2 separate regions of the Mus musculus genome follow, and region 2 is linked to region 1. A link is a loop called in an ENCODE intact Hi-C map of the cell type or tissue named here. Cell type or tissue: heart. All regions are shown on one strand.

The links. Peaks named below come from ENCODE experiments on the same cell type or tissue, not always from the same donor. Only the 100,000 strongest peaks of a DNase experiment are listed, where the experiment ranks them.
Region 2: a loop joins it to region 1, with 2.2 times the contacts of the local background. A loop is called at or near these places in 2 of 42 quality-filtered maps.

Annotation. Positions count from the first base shown.
Region 1 is chr10:41,302,644-41,306,643 of GRCm38, forward strand. Fig4 (FIG4 phosphoinositide 5-phosphatase) reads right to left here and starts at 598. Exons shown (of 23, transcript NM_133999.1): 1 at 344-598. The coding sequence starts at 409. It overlaps Ak9 (adenylate kinase 9), which reads left to right and starts at 1,291. Exons shown (of 40, transcript NM_001370813.1): 1 at 1,291-1,362. In heart, CTCF peaks have their summits at 205 and 1,630 (motif pointing right); DNase peaks (open chromatin) are centred at 488, 1,278 and 2,518; H3K4me3 peaks cover 1,803 bases; H3K27ac peaks cover 1,646 bases.
Region 2 is chr10:41,453,349-41,457,348 of GRCm38, forward strand. Zbtb24 (zinc finger and BTB domain containing 24) reads left to right here. Exons shown (of 7, transcript NM_153398.3): 3 at 1,680-1,847; 4 at 2,325-2,408; 5 at 3,184-3,267. Among named protein-coding and RNA genes, the nearest start is that of Zbtb24, 5.0 kb to the left of the region's middle. In heart, a CTCF peak has its summit at 1,954; no DNase peak of the experiment used is centred here.

The DNA.
Region 1 (4,000 bases):
ACATTTTTTTTCATACCCCCTGACTTTACTGTAAGGAGTGGACTCAAGAACTTCAAGATTATGGGAAAGCAGAAAAGAGGAACTCTTTCAGAAGCTGTGTGCAGTTCCTGTGTGCCACAGCACCTGTCTGCACGCACTTCTTCCAGCCAGCCACATGTTCCTAAGCAAGACAGACCTGCAAACCATCCAGTGCTTGACTGCATGGCCCTGGCGGCCGAGCCTGCAGCGGCGCTGGGAGGAGAGGAGGGAGTACGGGGTGCTGCCTCTTCCCGACGACCCCACAGGGTGCCCCGATCCCCGCAGCGCAGTCCTCCCGCCCCGTCCCGTCGTTGTGGGTACTCACAGCTCTGGTCTCATACAGCACCAGCTTCTGGACCGAGCTGATGATGGGGGCAGCGGCCGTGGGCATGGCTCCAGCCAATGGCGGCCCCGCCACAGGGCACCAGGCCGCGGCCCAGGTCGTGACAGCGGCGGGGTTCCCCCTGGAGACAGAGCGAGGAGACCCCGCAGACCTCCAGCACACCAGACACAGCTGACAAAAACAGTGTCAGAACACCAAACGTTCAGCAGCGGGCTCGCCGGCTGCTTCCGGATTCCCTCAGCCCCGCCTCCCAACCAGCCCAGCCCAAACCGGAGGGGCGGGGCTACAGGATCACGGGGTTGCTGAGGGCGGACGCTAAGGGTGCCATCTTTCTTAAGGGCAGGCAAAAAAAAAAAAAAGAAAGAAAGAAAAAGAACCTGACTTATGTTGACCTTTAAAGAAAAGAAATCAGATGATTGGGTTCTCCTTTTGGAGCGGTTTCTCCGTGTTGTAATTGGTCTGTTTCTTCCTATATACTCTTTATTTTCCCGAAACCTGTCTCCTGGATGCCTGTGATTTTCCCCTGTTTTGTCGCCTATTTTATCTCCACGAAAGTCAATAAAGTTAATATTGTGGCTGTATGGCCCACAAATCTTTCTTAATTACATAAATGTGGCGCCTTTGGTATTTGCACATTTTATGTGTGAGGCTAACGGTCTGAATTCTAAAAGGGACCGTGCTGTGTAGGGCGAGCGCGCTGCTGTTAAGAGTCAGTTCTAGTTAAGATAAGGTTTTCGCGTTTGCTGTCTGGGCATAAGTAGGTAATATATGCACTCGCTCTGTTGGTCACCTCTACACTTTGGGAAAGGTGTTTTATAATTATGACTACATTTAAACACAGGCTTAAGAATTCACTTTGAATTACAGCTCCACCTCCCGAGGCCCCGCCCTCCAAGAGGCTCTGCACGCCGCCCACAGGTTTCCAAGGCAACCGCCTAACAGCTACCTAGAGCCTCAGTAGAGCCTCAGAAGATAGCTGCTGTCGCGTCCCCGGTCCACAGGTAAGCAGAGGCAGGGAATTGTCCACATTCTGGGTGCATTTTGCCATCAGTTGCAGGAAAGTACACTTCCGGCGGGGACCCCACACCAGTTGCTTTTCTTGCAAAGTTAAACCACGATCTCTTCATAAATCGACTTTTCAAAACCAGTTCTCCTTTTAGCTAAGGTATTTATCTCACAAATGCGGACTAAAGACTTGCCTGCCCCAAAGGGTAACAGTGGCCGCTAAAGTAGCACAGGCAGGAAGTGCTAGGTTTCACAGGGACCCCTCGCTATATTCCAGAATTCACCGCTAGAGGGCTCTCATACTGAAAAGAAAAAGGTAATTATTAAAATACAAACAAATAGCTGAAGAGGATATTAAAGTTTGCTGTAGATTCAAGGCAGGACGTTACAAGGTTTTTAGAGTATGATTATCTATTATCTATTATTGGTTTTGTTTCAGTTTGATATATCTTTTTTATTGAGAAACTAGAAAGAAAGAGGGCAGGAGTCTCAGTTATGGCATTTTATGCTGGTGGGGGGGTGGGGGGGTACGTGCGTGTGCGTGTAAGCCAGAGGCTAAGCCAGCAAGCCCCAGAGATCCACTTATCTCCATCTTGAACTGCATCTTTTAACTTTTCCATTTCACAATGGAAACCAGCTCTTCCCAATGCAAGCTAAACATCTGCAGAGCATTTTGGTTTAGGAAAGTCACTTTTTAAAAATAAATAGTTCTGATTTTCAAATATTGTTTTCCATTATTATTTTATACTACAATGGAGCACTTCCCTTTGAGAATTTTCTTAGTTTACATCACCCAGGAGCCAAACTGATAACAAACAAATGTGCCAAGTTGTTTCTATAAGGGTGATCCCAGGAACAGAAGCTGGGCAGGGAGGGGCTCTTGGAAAAGGGGGTATTGTCACACAAGCTTCTCTGTCAGCTAAACTCACTGGGAAATGGGGAGTACATACCTTGGAACCATTCCCTTTCGGGGGAGCAGGCGGGGAGGGACGTTGTGTTTACTCGCCAACTCCCGTGTATTACTGGTTGAAGCCTGCTAGGCAGAGCTCGGTGTCTTGGAACTTCCAATTTGCCTGAGCTCAAACAGAGGGGACGTGGCAGCTGGAGGAAGTTCATGGACAGAGCCCACATGCTGGTATCCAAAAGTCCAGCAGTGACCTAGAAAAGTTGCCTGACATGCATGAGGAGAGATCTGCTGTACTCCACCCTGTAACCACTCACACCCACTGTCCCCACACCAAGGTCACACCAGCCCAGCCCATCACCAGTCCCTGAAGACAGTAACTCGAGAAGTTAATGAGGTCAGCTGCAAAACCCCAGGTCTCTAACCGCTCACTCATCTCCATCTCTAACATTTCTAGGTCTTCCTTACTCTTGGTCAAAACTAATGTGAGTCTAAGCTGCTTGCCCTGCTTCCATCCCTGTGTCATGGCATGAATATACATCCCAGAGAATCCTGAGTTTAAGATTACCTTTGCAATCCCAACTCTATCATACCAAACCTGCCTCCCCTGCCAGTACAACTCCTCATGGACTTGTGGGGCCCGAAAGGGACCAGTTGATAACAATCGTTTTAGTTTTGAAAAACCTTGACTGAGATCCTTGATACAACCATCTCTCCTAGCAAACAAATCCAGTCTGCTATCACCAGAGTCTAAAACTGTGAGAAATTTCCCAAATCAATCACAATTGCCCAGGTCAACCACAAGGTGGTGGGGATAAGATCCACTTCTCCTGTTTCTTGGCTCAAAGCATTTTTCTAGTTTTGAAGTACACTGGCTGTCTCTATCCCGTACAATACTAAAAAGTGCTGTACCAGGACCTTTGAGAGGTCTGTCCAACACACCAGTGACTTCTAAGTGAGCTGGGATGTGTGTGGTAGAAAAAGTAAATCTCACATTTACACACGCATCTTACAATCTTTACTGTAAAGAAAATCCTTTGATTTAATGCAATATTATATGAGCTTCGTGATGATAAATGAGACAGCCCAACCATTTGTTAGCTGTGCTGGCCTACAGACTACAGATAGGGAAGGCACACTCACCTTCCCCCACCCCCATGTCACTGGTCCCTCACAGTGGGAAGAATCCTGTATAGCCAGTCTGTCAATGATAAGAGTTCTTGCTCCTCAAGAGATTGTATCATACCAAAGTCTTAGCCTCATCTCTGTGGAGATGTAGAACATCGGTTGTAGCGACTACTGTGAAGGAACCTTACTAAATCATGGCATAGTCTTAGCCACTTCATCCCTGCCACCATAGTTTTTCCATTTAGGAACCATTAGGAACTAGGAGGAGCCAAGAAAGACTGGCAGGCATCTACTGGATAATCATCTTGCTCACCTGTTTGTTCAGTACATCTTCACAGGTGTATGCTTTGTGAGTGGAATTCGTTTTCTATGCTGCAGAACAGATTGCTACAAATTGAACATCTTAAAATGTTTATTATCTCACAGTTTCCATTGCCAGGGTCCCTGGCATAGATCAGAGGGGTCCTCTGCAATCAGGTGTTAACTGAAATTGACTTTCCACTGGAGAGACAACTAATGTGGGAAGCCACATGTGCCGTTGCAGGGTGGTGCTGGCTTCTGCTGGCCACCACGCATACATAGGCAGAAAAGGTTTTTTTTGC
Region 2 (4,000 bases), 150 kb after region 1:
ATTTCTTAATGGGATTCTGTAACTAATGGAGTCTAATAGTAGATTGCATTTTAGCTATTTTTACCCAAGTTGTACCTAACTTAAAACATTATATTGTTTAATAAAACTTAATTAAGGGAAACATCTTTAGACTCTTCAGTCTATCCCTCTTGGATTCTCAACGTTTGCAGTCAGCCTTAGAATGCGTGTTTCCTTCCTTTTGGAAGTCTCAGGTCCATTTGGTATCTATCAGGTACATCAGAACGCTGTCACTCCAGAAGACTGCGTTCAGCTACTTCACACTGTTTTGCTGCTGTGTCGCTGGTCTTCCTGCCCAGAACTGCTGCTGCCCCAGTTTCCCGACCTGACTTGTAGCTTCCTCACGTTCACCTGCAGTTCGTCATTGCTTTCTTTTCACTGTATTTTTCGGCCTCTGGGTTTGCTATTTCTACCTTTTTTAAAAAAAAGAACTGAAGTTTTTCTATAACCCCCATTCCAGGGCCTTATACTTCCTTGGACAGTGCTTAACACCTGAACTAAATCCCAACCCCAATCTAATTTTTGTTTCTGTTTGAGACATGACCTCATTATGTGGCAGTCTGACCATGAACTCATGATCTTCCTGTCTGAGCCTCCCAAATGCTGGAATTTCAGACATCTGCCACTTTGCCCCTTATCCCTGATGTTTTCTACACAGAGCTGTTTTTCCTTAGCTGTCCAGGTGTCTGTCTTCGCCATTAGAGGCTTCCCTTGGCTGTAACGACTTCTTTATTGTATGTGTATGTGTGTTTGCCTGCATGTATGTATATATGTATGTGTGTACACCATCTGTATGCCTGGTCCCCAGAGAGGTCAGAAGGGAGTATCAAATGGCCTAGAACTGGAGTTACAGATGGCTGGGGATCACCCTCTTGGTGCTGGGAGCACAACGAGGGTTCTCTAAGAGCAGAGCCATCTCTCCAGCCCCAAATGCAGTGGGTTTTTTTTTTTTTTTTTTCTAATAACACTTACTTAATCGTGTGCAAGATGAGGGCGCTGGAAGCTCTTGGTGTCTCTGTGTATGAAGGCATCCTGTGAAGCAGTGTTGGCACTGACAGGGACTTCCTCGTGACTGATGCCTGCCTCGGGCATCTGTGGCTCCTTCCAGGAAATACCCTCTACTCTCCTAGCTAGAGATGCTAGGCCTGGCTGCCAGGCCTAAGGAAGAGGGTTCTCCTTATCCCCAAAGAGATTCCGACTTTCCTTCCTGGCGGGTGCCACTCAACTGCCAGGTAACCCCTAATCCAGAGACCCTTTTACTCTCTTCAGAGAACAGTCTCCATCTTCCTTTGGTGGTTGGTGGGGAGACATTTGTCTTCTTGGTGTGTGGAATGGAAAAATGAGTATAGGCAGGTGTCAGCCTTCCCTTTAAGTCCCTTGTCCTTTACCCGCTCCACGAGTGGGACCATTCTGAAACCTTTAGAGGCCGAGTCTTACAGGTTAGGTTGCATCTCATAGCTGTCGCCTGCCAGCTTTGATTTCATCTATTCCACTTTCTAGACTTTTATTGCTGATAGCTCACCTATCTGCTGGACTTGGAATGTTTGCCCTAAATATTTATTTAACATAAATGATTCAGTATTGTATATTTTTAGTTTGGGAAGAAGAGAAAAAAATGCACAGGTCCTTGCTCACGTCATGCTTCCTGGGTTTGATTGCAGGGGAACGACCCTTCAAATGTAATGAGTGTGGGAAGGGCTTTGCTCAGAAGCACTCCTTGCAGGTCCATACCAGGATGCACACGGGGGAGCGGCCATACACCTGCACCGTGTGCGGCAAGGCGCTGACCACCAAGCACTCCCTGCTGGAGCACATGAGCCTGCACTCAGGTAGCGAACGGGGCTTACATTAGAAGGATACCAGGTTCCCATTCCAGCAGTGGGCATTTCTTGCATTTAAATAGTGTATTCTCAGCTTGGTGTCATTTACCACATGGTGTCACTGAAAGACAGGAAAATGCATCTAATATGCTGTTCTGAGCAGCAGCAGCCTTCAGCTAGACCGTATTACTGGCTCTTGCCATGCAGTGTGCATGTAAATGTTTTGCTTAAATGCTAGAGTTTAGAATTCTCTTTATAGTCCTCTGGGACCATTGAAACCTCCAACCCTAGCCCAGTCTCCACTGCTCCCTGTTGTCTGTCTGTCTGGCATCGTTCTGCACATTCTGACAAGCCACCTTTTGGGTGTGTAGACAGATCTATCACTCCTAGAAAGCGGGAACCTGGGCATTGTGGTATTTACCTTATTAGTATCCCAGTTCTCTTCAGTTTATTGGCATGGTTGAAATTTTATTTTCCATTTGGCAGGACAGAAGTCTTTTACCTGTGATCAGTGTGGAAAATATTTCAGCCAGAAAAGACAGCTAAAGAGCCATTATCGTGTCCATACAGGTACGATACCAATAAGGTGAGAAAATTCCATTGCCAGGGCAAGTGCAGATACAAAGTGTTTGTGAACCAGTACGTTCATCATACAGAGTGAACGAGTTTGAACAAACAGTCGGGCTAAGGAGGCAGCTCATTTAGTAGGGATGAGTGAAGCCATGGGTTCAGTCCCTAGTGCCACATACAACTAGGCATGGGACACACATCTGTTATCCTGGCACTTGATAGGTAAAAGCAAATGGATTAGAAGTTCAAAATCATCCTCAAGGTCCAGACCTGCCTGGGACGCCTGAGACTGTATCCAAAAAAAGGTCAAAGGGTGTCACGTTACTCTGCACTACATAAGATTCAATTTAATGTTTGTACTATAATTTTGGAACCAAATATAAAACAACCACAGAACTGCTATATCCAAAAGTGCTGCTTGCCCAAGAGGCTTCGGTTGATTGGCTGTTGTTAGTGTCACCTGGAAGGACATGCGTTACCCATGGCTTCTGATCTACTAAATGTCCTTCCTGTTCTCCTTCCTGCTAGCTAATAAGAATGGAAGGGAGTGGGGGAGAAACCTTTCACGTGCAGGTGAGCAGTCCTACGGGTGTCTGGAGAGAGGGTCTTCAGAAGGGTGAGGGGAAGCTCTCGGGGAAGGCTGCGCTGTGACACAGCAGGTGATAGAGTGCCGCATGTAAAGTGGTTATCTTTCAGCGAGTGCTTTATCACAAACCACTGGAGAGACGCAGGGAGAGCATGCATGCACTGACACTTTTTTTATCCTTGCGGCAAGGCCACTCACTACCAGAATGCAGCCACTGCCACCGAAAGTTTATGGACGTGTCCCAGCTGAAGAAGCACCTGCGGACACACACAGGTACAGGGCGCCACTCTCAGCCTCCACCATGCCATGCACTTGCTCTCCAGGGCTGCTGTGCTTACTGCCCGTGGGCTGCAAGCTTGCTTTATGAAAGTCAAAGGGAAAGGCTTGTGAAAATGGAGATCACCTGATGAGGGCTGTTCATAGGTGAACATTGGTTCATTTCACCGCACGGTGTCTGCCAGTCTGGTTCTGTGCCTCATTATCAGCCACTTGAGTACTGAAGGTGACAACAAGAATTGTTTAGAAAAGGAGACATACAGCAGACACAAAGGTATAGAATTCTCTGCTCTGTCCCCTGGAACCAACACTTACACCCCATGCATTAAGTCAGCGCCTCCCACCTAGGCAGGGTGAGCAGAAGGCAGTGCGCATTTTAAATTCACAGAAGTCACCTGCCTGTCTTGTACATTTTGAAAGGGATATGTGTTAAAAAATAAGCCTGTAAGATTTTTCCAAGGAACAGCTTCTATTAAGCTGGATTATTTAATAATTCTGTCAAGTTGTCAACTAATAATGTATATTAAAGCAGTTTAAGCCAGACAGTGGTAGTATAAGCTTTTTTGTTTGTTTGGTTTTTAGTTTTTCGAGACAGGATTTCTCAGTATAGCCCTGGCTGTCCTGGAACTCACTCTGTAGACCAGGCTGGACTCAAACTCAGAAATCCGCCTGCCTCTGCCTCCCAAGTGCTGGGGTTAAAGGCATGTGCCACCACTGCCCAGCTAGTATA